Regions from separate parts of the Homo sapiens genome. Here region 2 is linked to region 1. Evidence: read pairs that join two places in POLR2A ChIA-PET (ENCODE). Cell type or tissue: GM12878. All regions are shown on one strand. Links, peaks and the distances in the headings refer to the core of each region. The heading gives the core; the rest is flanking DNA. Region 1 has its middle 120 kb from the start of C1GALT1C1. Region 2 has its middle 110 kb from the start of MIR3672.

The links. ChIA-PET counts read pairs that join two places held together with the same protein. Peaks named below come from ENCODE experiments on the same cell type or tissue, not always from the same donor. Only the 100,000 strongest peaks of a DNase experiment are listed, where the experiment ranks them.
Region 2: POLR2A ChIA-PET joins it to region 1 with 11 read pairs; 2 of 35 experiments call an interaction of 5 or more read pairs at or near these places.

Annotation. Positions count from the first base shown.
Region 1 is chrX:120,745,633-120,752,013 of GRCh38, reverse strand. No RefSeq gene overlaps it. Among named protein-coding and RNA genes, the nearest start is that of C1GALT1C1, 120 kb to the right of the region's middle. RefSeq lists an enhancer at 2,675-2,784. In GM12878, for the core only: no CTCF peak of the experiment used is centred there; a DNase peak (open chromatin) is centred at 2,711.
Region 2 is chrX:121,255,983-121,262,363 of GRCh38, reverse strand. No RefSeq gene overlaps it. Among named protein-coding and RNA genes, the nearest start is that of MIR3672, 110 kb to the left of the region's middle. In GM12878, for the core only: no CTCF peak of the experiment used is centred there; no DNase peak of the experiment used is centred there.

The DNA of each region.
Region 1 (6,381 bases), core at 1,022-5,021:
AATTCATTTGTAAATTACAACCATCTGAAATAAGTACTTGTATTATGCCCATTTTACAGACAAGGAAACAGGTTCAGAGGGGTGGAACAAAGTGCCCGTGGTCACAAAACGAGTTCAAATCAAAGCTGAAATTCAAACCTAGTTCTGTGACTCCAACACCTGCTGCTGATGCTATGGTCATTGCCTTTGTTGTTTACTAAGAGCCTGCTGTGTGAAAGTTATGAGTGCCACAGACAGTAATAACACATGGGCTTATCCACAATAAGTTTGCAGTCTAGACCAGATATGGAGATAAGGCCTCTGCATTAAAGAGAGGCTAATACAAGTGCCCACTGAGTAGCTCAGAAGTTCAGGGAGGAGGCAGGAAGTCCATGGAGAGGTTAGAAATTACATACCCTTGGCTCATTTAATACCTTCTGTCTTCAATAGACTTACCTTCAGTTCCTGGGCCCTTCAATGGACCATGGACTTTAGAGTTATATTGCATGGGTTCTGGTCCCAGCTATAGGTGGGTTAAGTCATCTAGCCCCTGTGAGCTTTATTTTCCTTATCTGTCAAGTGAGGACAATAATAATACTTCCCCCTCCAGTGTTCCCGTGAAGACTACTTGAGCAAACACGTGTAAATGATACAGCACATGTTCAGCACTCAATAACATGGGAGAATTTATGATTATCTTTTTTTTTACTGCTCCTGTGGAAAGTGGGACCCCCATCATATTTTCTGTGTGCGCTCAGATTCAGATTTAGAAGGTAGTAATTCCCACCCCCACTGGCCAAATGGAAGGAAGGAAAAAGGAGAAGAGGGAGGGTGGGTTCTTGGGTGTGCACGGGCAACTCAGCAGGGGCTTGGGATGATAGAGCAGGTGGGAGGGTGGACCGGAGCCCAAGCATGGTTGGGGGATTGATGGATGTATGGGCAGTTTGAAAAAAAGGGAGACAGGCATGAGCAGGGTGGAAGAGAAACTAGTATATATGAAGCCCTTTTTTGTGTCAAGCACTGGGCTGGGTGCTTTCACCCATTCAACAAGTATTTTATTATTTATGCCTAAAATGTGCCAGGCCCTGAATTTGGCACTGATGATCCAGTCATAAGCAGGACAGAGAGATATGAAAGATATCCCTGCATTGCATTCCATTTCATGGAAGACAGACAATGAGAGAGATAAATGAGTGAAATGTTGAGTATATTCAATAGTGGTAAGTGCTGTGAAGTAAAATAAAGCAATAAAGTAGTATTTTCAGAGAATGCTGGAGGTGTGACCTCTATTTTAAGTAGGATGGTCAGGGAATGTGTCACTGAAAAAGTGACATTTGAGCACATAACTCACTTAATAGCTACTATATCAAGTAGATACTGTCATCCCCATTTTCTGCATGAAGTAATTAAGTGGGGTAAGTGGGGTAGGATATTGGGAGACACTCCTCCCTGGATCTCTTATGCTCCTATACTTCTTGTTGGGCATGCCAAGAATGCAAGGCCCTGGCAACTCTTTTCCAGGGACATTTCTCAGGGTTATATTAATAGTGGCAGTGAGAAATTTTCAGGGGTGAGGTAACATGGCCTCTGGGACAAAGAGTGGGAATCCTTACCGCTTGCTACAAAACTCTGGGCTCCCCAAGCTTAGTGTCATTGTCCCACAGCTGTGATGTAAACCGACTGCATATAAAGCATGAATTTGGGTCCCTCTGTGTCATCCCTATGGGACTTGGGGACAAGGGCAAGTGACACAAACTTGCTGATGCTCATGTTGTTTAATGTGTTGTGAGTAATACAGTCTGTCTCTGATCCAGAAGTCTTGTATTTTCTTCCAGCAATCATAAAACAGTAACAAGCTAAATTATTTGATTGTAAGTGGGGTAAAATCAAATCCAAAACCTGACAGAAATACAAGCTACTGAGAATCTGTGATGTGCCACACACCCACTTTTACACATTGCACATATATAGCGAACAAAATAGACAAAAGTCCTCTTTTATAGAGTGCACACTCTATGGGAGTGAACAGACAAGGGTACAAATAAATAAGACGATTAGAGATTGTGATCAGCACTGTGAAGGAAATAAGCAGGGGTAAACGACCGTCAATATCCTCATCTGTAAAATGGGGCCAATATTAATACCTACCTCTCAGGATTGTTGTGAGTGCCCAGCTCATGGAAAGTCTTCAACAAATATGGGCTTTTGTTATTATTTCTTTTTTCCTTCTCCCATGGAAATGAGGAAAGAAAATAGCTTCCTGCTCTACTTTGTAAGGGCTAAGGGTGGGGAGAGAGCTGCAGGAGAAAAGAGGCTATTGCCATCTGAGGAATTTTTTGCTGATCAATATCTAGGAACCAAGAATTTGAAATATTACAAACAAAAAAGAATTGGAATTATAATTATAGCCCTTGGAATTACAGCCCAACTCAATGATTTGGTGCACTCCTTTCACACAAAGGTATGCACTGAAACCACAGCCTCTGCTGAATGATTCTGGCCCCAGGAGCTCCCCTTCTCCTCTTCCCTTCTCCCAGTTGCTGCCCAGGGTCTATCTTGTCCAGGGCCAGCCAGGCAGGGCTGGGCTGTTGAGTTCTGTCAGTGCAGGATGTACAGAACCCTTGCAGACCCCTCTTCCTTCCCCTCCCACTTCTACCACCGAAACGCAGCTGCTTCCTCTCTGCCCCAGTGCTGATCCTGACAGCAGTGTCTCCAGCTAACTTCCCCCTCTTCAACCTCTCCCCAGCACCTGTGTCAACATGAAGCTCACTGACAGACCCCATTCCAGTCTAGATGCAGCAGACAGTAACAAATGGTGGTTGCCGTCATGTGAAGGGCTGGAGTCCTATTTTTCTTTCTGAGCCATCATACGAGAAACTATTTCAAGGACCCATTTTGTACCTTGAACACATCCCTCTCCTTCAATAACTCAGCCAGACATCGCCCTAATAGCTCTGTCTCCCTAAAGAACAAATAGCTAGCCTCCCATTTTTCTAACCCATTTGCTGCTGCAGTCCGTGTATGTTCAAGTGATGGTTGTTGATCAAGGGGCTAATTCACAATAATGATGGGACCTCATGTCTTTGTTGCAGGGTTTTCTCCCATGTATCATATTTTAAAAGCCTTTCTGAGAATTTTGGATTTTGTTTTTGGGTTTTTTAATTCTTTAATATATTTTTTTAAATTTTTATTTCAATAGCTTTTGGGCTGCAAGTGGCTTTTGGTTACATAGATGAATTATGTAGTGGTGAATTCTGAGATTTTAGTCCACCCATCACCCGAGTAGTGTACATTGTACCTAATGTGTAGTTTTTTATCCCTGCCCCCCCTCCCAGCCTCCCCCTTCAGAGTCTCTAAAGTCCATTATATCACTCTGTATGCTTTTGTGTACTCATAGCTTAGCTCCCACTTATAAATGAGAACATGTAGTTTTTGGTTTTCCACTCCTATGTTACTTCACTCAGAATAATGGCCTCCAGCTTCATCCAAGTTGCTGCAAAAGATTGTTTCATTCCTTTTAATGGCTGAGTAACATTTCATGGTGTATATATGTATATACCACATTTTTTTTATCCACTCATTGGTCGATGGACACTTAAGTTGGTTCCACATCTTTGCAATCGTGAACTATGCTGGTATAAACCTATGTGTACAAGTGTCTTTTTCATGTAGTGACTTATTTTCCTTTGGGTAGATATCCAGTAGTAAGATTGCTGGATCGAATGGTAGATCTACTTTTAGCTCTTTAAGGAATCTCCATACCGTTTTCCATAGAGGTTGTACTAATTTATATTCCCACCAGCAGTGTAGAAGCATTCCTTTTTCCCCACATCCATGCCAACATCTATTGGTTTTTGACTTTTTAATAATTGCCATTCTTGCAGGAGTACAGTGGTATCTCATTGTGGTTTTAATTTACATTTCCCTGATGATCAGTGATTTTGAGCCATTTTTGTTTGTTTGGTTTTGGTTTTTGTTTTGTTGTGGGCTTTTTTTTTTTTTTTTTTTTTGAGACAGAGTCTCGTTCTATCACCCAGGTTGGAGTGCAGTGGCTCCATCTCATCTCACAGCAACCTCTGCATCCTGGGTTCCAGCAATTCTCGTGCCTCAGCCTCCTGAGTAGCTGAGACTACAGGCATGCCCGGCTAATTTTTGTATTTTTAGGACAGATGGGGTTTTGCCATGCTGGCCAGGCTGGTCTTGAACTTCTGGCCTCAAGTAATCCACCCGCCTCGGCCTCCCAAAGTGCTAGGATTACAGGTGTAAGCCACCACGCCTGGCCTATTTGTATATCTTCTTTTGAGAAATGCCTACTCATGTCACTTGCCCACCTTTTAATGAGATTTTTTTTCTTGCTGATTTGTTTGAGTTTCTTGTAGGTTCCAGATACTAGTCCTTTTTCAGATATGTAGTTTGCAAAGATTTTCTCCCATTCTGTGGGTTGTCTGTTTACTCTGCTGATTATTTCTTGTGCTGTGCAGAAGCTTTTCAGTTTAATTAGGTTCCAATTATTTATTTTTGTTTTTGTTGCATTTGCTTTTGGGGTCTTGGTCATGAATTCTTTGCCTAGGCCAATGTCTACAAGGGTTTTTTCGATGTTATCTTCTGAAAGTTTTATAGTTTCGCGTATTAGATTTAAGTCTTTAATCAATCTTGGGTTGATTTTTGTATAACATGAGAGATAAAGATTCAGTTTCATTCTTCTACCTGTGGCTTGCAAGTTTTCCCAGCACCATTTATTAAATAGGGTGTCCACTCCCCAGTTTATGTTTTTGTATGCTTTGTCAAAGATCAGTTGGCTGTACGTATTTGAAAAGCCTTTCTGAGACTTTTGAAAGAGATCTTTATTATATGGACATGTACCCCTTTTTCTGTGATGTCTGGAACTGGGGTAGCAGGCAGTGGTCCAGGATTTTTCTCTAAACTGTGTGTACTTTGAGTTTCCCCAGACCTTGCCAGCCTGCAGGTATATAAAAGGTCACACAATCTCTCACTCTTCCAAATTTTGCCAGCTCTTGCCTTTATCTCTTATGCAGAATTTGGCCTCTATCAAAGGACCCCTTAATAATATTAGAGTCCCCAAGGGATGTCTGCTTCCTGCCAGGGGCTGCTCTTGCTGCCCTTCTATTTATCTCTTGGTGCCTGTGCTAAGCAACCCTGCATCCACTGGGCACTGCTATCTGCTGCTACAGCTGAGGCACTGGGGCCCTTGAAATGCCAAAGCTAGGCAATATATTATTCTGCATAGGGGGAAAAGATCTCTCTTCCCTTTGTGATACTTTTTGTTAGAGGCACAGCCAAACCGGCATGCTCATGTGCTGATGTCCTACTAAGGTTTTTTAAAGAGACGACTCTTCTCTTCCACCTCCTTTTTCTCAGAAGATGTTGAAATTATTTCAAAGGCAGCTGGACCAGAAGACATACACATCTGCATTCAGAATTTCCCCTTCCCTCCCAATACTAAGGATTTCTTACTGGATCCAACTTTCTGTGCCTGGTTTGTGTTTCCCTCAGAGTGAAGTACGTAAATCAAACTTCAATCCTGTATATACTCCAGCACACCAACATCACCTGTGTACTTTTTTGTCCTTCTCTCCACAACAGCTAAGTTTAAAAAGATGAGAAAAAGACAGTGCAAAGGTGAGGGCACACAAGTGGCCTTATGTCTAGTTTGCCGCAGTAGTAAAAGTTCTTCAAAGGCTGTATACTTGTGTCAACATCAAAGAACAAAGAAACATGTGTGATGGCAGTTTCTGGTCAGAAGCAAAATGTTTTCTGTCTCCTCACAAGAGAAGTTCAAGCTCAGGCAAGAGGATATTAATTAAAAGATTGCACAGGCTATTTTGAAATTGAAAAGGGGAGGAAGGTTCATTAGATGGCCTTTGTTTTGGTCACTTTGGGCTGCTATAACAAAAATACCATAGATTGGGTGGCTTAAACCGTAGACACTTATTGCTCACACTTCTGGAGACTAGAAAATCCAAGATCGAGGTTCTTGGTGAGGGTTCTTTTCCTGGTTTGCAGATGGCTGCCTTCTTGCTGTGCCCTCACATGGTGGAGGGAGAGATCATCTCTTTGTGTCACTTAAAAGGACACTAATCCCATTTATGAGGGCTCTACTTTCATGGCATAATTACCTCCTAAAAGCCACACTTCCAAATCCCATCTGCAATGCTTTAAATATTGTTTGTCCCCACCAAAACTCATATTAAGGATTGGTTTCCAACGTGGCAGCATTGGGAGGTGGTGCCTTTAAGAGGTGATTAGTTCATTAAGATGGATTAATGTCTTTCTCATGAGACTGGGTTAGTTCTTGGGGAAATGGATTCATTCTTAGCTTGCCTGTTGTGTTTTGCCCTTTTTGCATGTACTGACTTCCCCTTCTATTCTCTGACATGTTTT
Region 2 (6,381 bases), core at 1,146-5,145, 510 kb before region 1:
TTATCAAATCAATTTCTCTTCAACAAAATCTGAAACCATTTTATAAATTAATTACTGAAAAATACAGGATGTTCTTTTATGCAACCAATTTGGCAGAACCCGAAATACAATTCTATCATCCATAAATTTAAAAAGACAAACATAAAACTGAGTTTCTAGTTCAGCTTCAAATTTTTTTATTAGACCTTACTGTTTTGACTAATTATTCCTATGAAGTTGTCTGCTCATTAAACATGTTTAGCCATCACTACTAATATTAAAGCACCAAGTTTATTCAGATCTATGTTTGCTACATGCTCAAATTTACCTTTTTATAAATTTAGTATCCAAATCACAGAGGATTCAGTATAATTTTAAAATAACATTTGAATAAAAAATTTATATTTGCTGGATACTTCAAATTTCTAGATGTAAAATTTTACATGGATACCATAAGAGTAAACTGGTCTTTATACTAAACCTTGCTCTATGTGGAATAAGATCCAGTTTGCTACCTGATACTACAGTTCACATTTTAACAATCAGTGCCATGGCTTTCCTTTAAATTCCCACCACTGTGTGCCGCTGCTCTACCCACAGGTTGGGTCTGAAATTAATCCTGTTACTAAAAGTAAGAAGTCTTAAATATAAGTCACAGACACCCAAATATCCTATATATTCATTATATTCTTCTAAATGTTTGAAACCAAGTGAGATTGACAAGTAAACACAAGACCAAAAACATATCATATCCTCACAGTCTGCCCTCCAAGAAAACTGGGAAGTTGGAGAAATGTATCTTCATATTGAATTAATATTTACTGAATATCCTTCATACACCCTGCTCTCAGAATTCCTTGTTGATTCTCAGGAACACCCATGTGTGGTCACAAGCTTAACCATTTTTATCACTCTTTACTCCAGACTTTTGTTCTCAGTTTTCCCAATAAAAATGTTCATTCATCATTCCCTGGTGTTTTCTTCTCTGTCAGATTTTATGCTGTACAACAAGATAAAGAAATTTACACAGATAAACAAATAGTTAACCAAGTAGTGTTTCCTCTTCCATATAATATTTTAACATTGACACACAGCCCTCTAGAGACAATGCACATACTACCAGCGATAGTGGCTGTTCCACAAACCAGGCCTCTGTTGGCCTCCACAATGCTACTTAGTCTCCCCTTAGAACATATACACAACAGAAAAGGCACCCTTGAGGTAAGACAATGTTTGTCCACTTGGCTTCAACATTTTAAAAGCAAAGGAATGCCTTTACCATTTTCCCAAAGAAGTAATCCAGCACTCTGGTTAATGTGAAAAGCCTTTGTATTTGGCACCACCACTGTGTAGTAAAGGGTAATCTCAGCAGGCCTGCGTTGTCTAAATCCTACACATTCCAAAGGTTCTTAGGACTGACCTTTGTTAGGGTCCTGTGAAATAACTTCTAAGCCCTTGGAATATGCTGCCTGATTAAAAGTCTTTGTATACCCAGAGCCTTGGGACACACCACAGAGAACATGCTAACAGTGTGATTTATCATGAACATCTGGGGCCCTGGGCCACACTGAATCAGTTTGATGAGGAGAGAGAGATGCTGGACACTGAGTAGCTAAGGTCAGTCATGCTTTGCATGCTTATACAGCTGACACCCAATAAAACCCTGGCAACCAAGTCTTGGATGAGCAATCCTGTTTAACAACACTTTCCCCATGTTGTCACACATGGTTGCTGGGAAAATTAAGTGCTGTCTGTGTCCGTCCAGTGGGAGAGGACAACTGGAAGACTACACCCATTTCTTGTGGACTCTACCCTATGCATCTTTACCCTTTATTGGTTTTTATCTGTATCCCTTTATTGTAATGTATGATGATGATGACTGTAACAGCTTTTGTAAGTTCTGTCAGTCCTTCTAGTGAATCATCCCATTGAAGGGTGATCATGGGGACCCCCAACAGGACCATGTTTTATTGTTTCATTCACACAAAAGATAAAATCATCTTCTATTCATAAGTTTATATATATATATAAAGTGTGTGTGTATATATATACATACACACACCAGATATGAAATTAATTTGCCACTATAACCAACCATTTTGACAAACTTTAGGTTGTCTAAATCCTACACAGGATTTAGGCAAGAAAAGGCAAGTGTGAAAATGAGAGTTACTTATATTCAGACAAATGATACATAAGTCTACACAACAGCCCAAAGGCAAAATACCGGTAGCTCTGGGAGGAAGACAAATTAGACTGACATTTTTAATTAAAACTGGTCTGCTTCCTGGAATGCAGAGATTTTTTTTCATGTCTCTCTCACCAAAGACAAGAGCCACATATTTTTAAGAGCATTTCTAAAATAAAAAATACAAAAATTAAATATGAGCATCTATTAAAGTGCATTACTTTACATTTATTGGGTTTCTCCTGATACTCATACCATAAATGGAATTTTCATAACTAAAATATCTGCCCATAAAAAGAAAAGCTGATGGCAGAAAGGTAAATAAATTTTTAACTGAGTTTTTACTTCCTGGCATTTTTTAACACTTTACAGCTATTTTCTTCATCCAAAGCTATTACAAAATGTTCTCGCCTATACAAATGGACATAGAGAAAAATATAAAATCCAAGGAATGAGAAGAGAAAATAGAAGCAAAACCAACGGAATATCCTGAAACTCCTACCTCTCCTGGACCTCATGGGCCTAAGAATACTGTGCTGGCCATGCATGGTAAAGTGAAACAGAAGCAGTCTTATCTTTTGGTGCATTTTTTTCTCCTTTTCAAGCTTCCCTAAATTTCCTCCTTTCTGGATATAGAGATACTCAGAATGCTACCCTGACTCCTAGCTAAGAGAGCACCCAGGTGCCCAATTTCTTTGCTCTTTATCAAATGTTAGTCAAGCTGCTTCTTGTCTTTTCAGAATCCCATACTCTGCCATGTTTCTCTGGGTGATAGCTGTTCATCAGATAGCGTAAGTAGATCCTGACTCCCAAGCCAAGCAGTCTAACTTTACTACTCAACTCAGCATTATACTCTTTACTCTCAAGTAGCTTTCCTGTAAGTAGAGTGCTCTGGAAGGAGAGGAGCAAACTCTTGATCTGAAGCATTAACCATAAATCAACTGAGAATGAGACTTGTTTTCACCACTCATATCATTGCCTCATACCCTTAGGTGAGAATGTCCTTGCTGAAACGTGGCAATAACTTCAGCCCAATTTAGAAAACTGGGTAACTTTCTTTACCCTTAAAGATACTCAGTTTTTCTCTGGTCATCTCCAGAAGAATATCCAACTAAAACTGGATGAGGGAATTTGATCTTCTGTCCAAATACCATTTGCAGAGTAGCAAAAGGTACAACACATTTTCCTCATCTATTCTATTTGGGATGTTCACCACTCCAAAAGCTGTGAACACTACACATTCCATAAACTGAGAACAGCAGAGAAGCTGTTTTTGTGTTTGATGCTTTCCTGGGCCATTTTGTTCAAGCTTATATCAAATCCTCTGTGCCCTTTTTTCAACATCCAATTAATAAACTAGTTGTCATACAAACTATATGCCAGGCACTGTGCTATTTGCTGAGTTCCATTACTCATTCAAACTCAGATGTTTCTAGATGATGGTACTTTCCCTCCCACATAACATATTTGCATTCTCACAGAGATTTTAATGCCCTGTACCAAGGAAGTAGCTCTAATGGTGAATGCTGTACATTACTGAAGTAGGTGGTGAGAGAGATCTTTAGAGAAATGTCTTTGATATGTTTTCTAGTATCTCTCATACTATAAGCTTATATAACCCATCAACTAGTCTGCCTACTAGTAACAACAGTTAAACCCATGGTCCAGTTTTGCTTCAACTAATATATTTAAATAATTATGCATATTCCCTCCCTTGAGACTAAAGCATTATTTCAAAACATCCTACCAATCAAGTAGAGAATCCATAGATTCTCTGCAAGTGAGAATCCACAGATAATTCAGAATAATGTCTGAAATTTGCACTCTTGCTCTATTGTGGTATTGCTCTGAGTCCTAAATCCTCCTTTAGATTAAAAGTAGCCTCTTGGTTGCCTCTCTTAGAACTCTAGAATGAAGACTTCATATAGCAAAAACAGACTAAAAACTGATGTTTATAATCCTGACTTTGAGTGATCACTATGAAGCTAAATAATAATTAGCATGCTACAGTCAAGAAGAAGGCAAGTTGGAAGGAGTGTAAGCTGTTTTAGAAATATATCCCTATAAAATGAAGTACATGCATAGAAATGGTCCTGGAAAAATGTTCACCCAGATGACACAATGGTTATTTCTGGATAATAAAATTATAAGTGATTTTTAGAAATGTTTTCCTTGACTATATTTCCTAATCTTTCTACAGTAAACACACATTGTAATTATTAAACTAATTTCAATTTGAAAAATAAGATGTATATGAGCACTAAGGAATACTTAAAGGAAGAGGTTTTTTAAAGAATTTTAGAGATTTGTAAATCATATTTTATTAAGCTATCTTAAGTACTTAGCTCAGTGCCTAACACCTAGAAAGCAAAATGTCAGTAGAATCAGAATGAAATTGTGTCTCCCTTTCTACACAAGACATGACCTTAGCATTTCAGCTGTATTCAGTTTGCACAGCTGAAATGCCTATTTTTCATTGGTAAGCTTTAAGATTGACTTTTATTTTTATATTGTCTAATAAACTCTCTCTCTTCTAAATTCATCTTACTTGTCAACTTTGAAAACTTGACTGCGCCACAATAGAGGAATCCTCTATTTGATTACATTAGCTTGGTTTAGCAATATTGTTGAAGGATTGATCCATGGGCGTTAGTCTAAATAACACAAATCTGACCCTAAGCTCTCAAACCTTCTCATAAAAAACTTCAAGGGTTGGAATATTACTGAAATTACCCCCATGAAACCATTAGCAATTCTCTAATGCATGCTTTTCTTTAAATTCAAGCATTACCAACACTCGATCACTAGAAAATAAAATATTTGTATCTCAGCAACAGGGTGAGTTTTCTTTGCAGCCATGCATTTTGAAAACATATCCAGATGGAACTGTATCCTTGCAAAGCTGCTTAATTTTGATAAAAAGCTATTTACTTTCACAATATTCTCTTACGTGCTGACAGAATTCATGAAAAAAAATGATACGCTGCATAAACTCAAAAAGGGAAAGGAGTACTGGTTGGAGTATTGGGTACTAATGGGCATTCTTTTTAATTAAGATCTTTGAAAAGGTTGAAATGTAAAAATGCATTTAAGCAGCACAACTTGATAGCCCCTATTGGTTCTGCTTCATCAGCTGAAACCACTTTATTTTTACAAAAATCAAATTGCAGCAGAATTCTATCTTTGTTGATGACTCACACCTTGAAGAGGGCACACTGGGTACTGCAAAACCAAATGGTCTCTTCTCTATGAAAATGAGTCAAGCTTGAGTCTAAATGATTGGTTAAGAAATCCTTGAACAAATCTGGAAGGATAAACTGGGGGACAAAGAGGCTACTAAGAGGAAATTCATCCTACAGGAAGTGAGAGAGAGAGATGGGAAAAGACAAAAACTCGACCTAGCAACAAATCTTAGTCATCTGAAGGGAGTAGTAATTCCACATATAACATATGACTCAAATCTGTCCTTGGCCGAGCCTCATGGAAACATATCTAAGCTCTGAAAAGAAAGAGTATTTTGTGTAAAAGTTGCAAACTGCAGTTTCAATAAAAAAATTCCAGTACATTCAGAGATAAGCAGACTGTTCTCAACTCCACTAATCATGTAGAACAAAGCAAAAGAGGGGTCTCTTTATCACAAAGGACAGTTCACCTTCGCTACCATCAGTGTTCTAGAGGGTGGTCTAGAAAAGCAGCAATAGTGTCCAAGGAAAGTGTGGTGGCACCCAGCAGAAGACTGCTTTTTCCCCTGAGGGATAATGAAGCAATGATGCTACCTTCTGAGAGTCAATAGAGTACAAATAAAAAGTACCTCCACTCTCCCCAAAACACACAATAGACTATACTGCCTAACAGAGTGGCAACAGTACCTAGTTGGAAACTAGTGCTAGGTAAGGGACACACAGAAGCGTAAGTATGCAACAGAAGCACACAACACAAACTGTATAGATTCACAAGCTGTATCTGGACACTCAGAAATAATAGATGATAGGGAAGAGTGAAATTAGAAGATCTGCAAGGAGCTAGAGGCCTTATATAAGTAAGCAGAGTCAAGAGTCAGAGAAATTTGAGTTACTATTGTTAACGTTCTTCAGTTTCCTCATCTGCACACTGGGGTTAATTACAGAGAATGCAGGCTGGGCTCGGTGGCTCACACCTGTAATTCCAGCACTTTGGGAGGCTGAGGCGGGTGGATCACAAGGTCAGGAGATCGA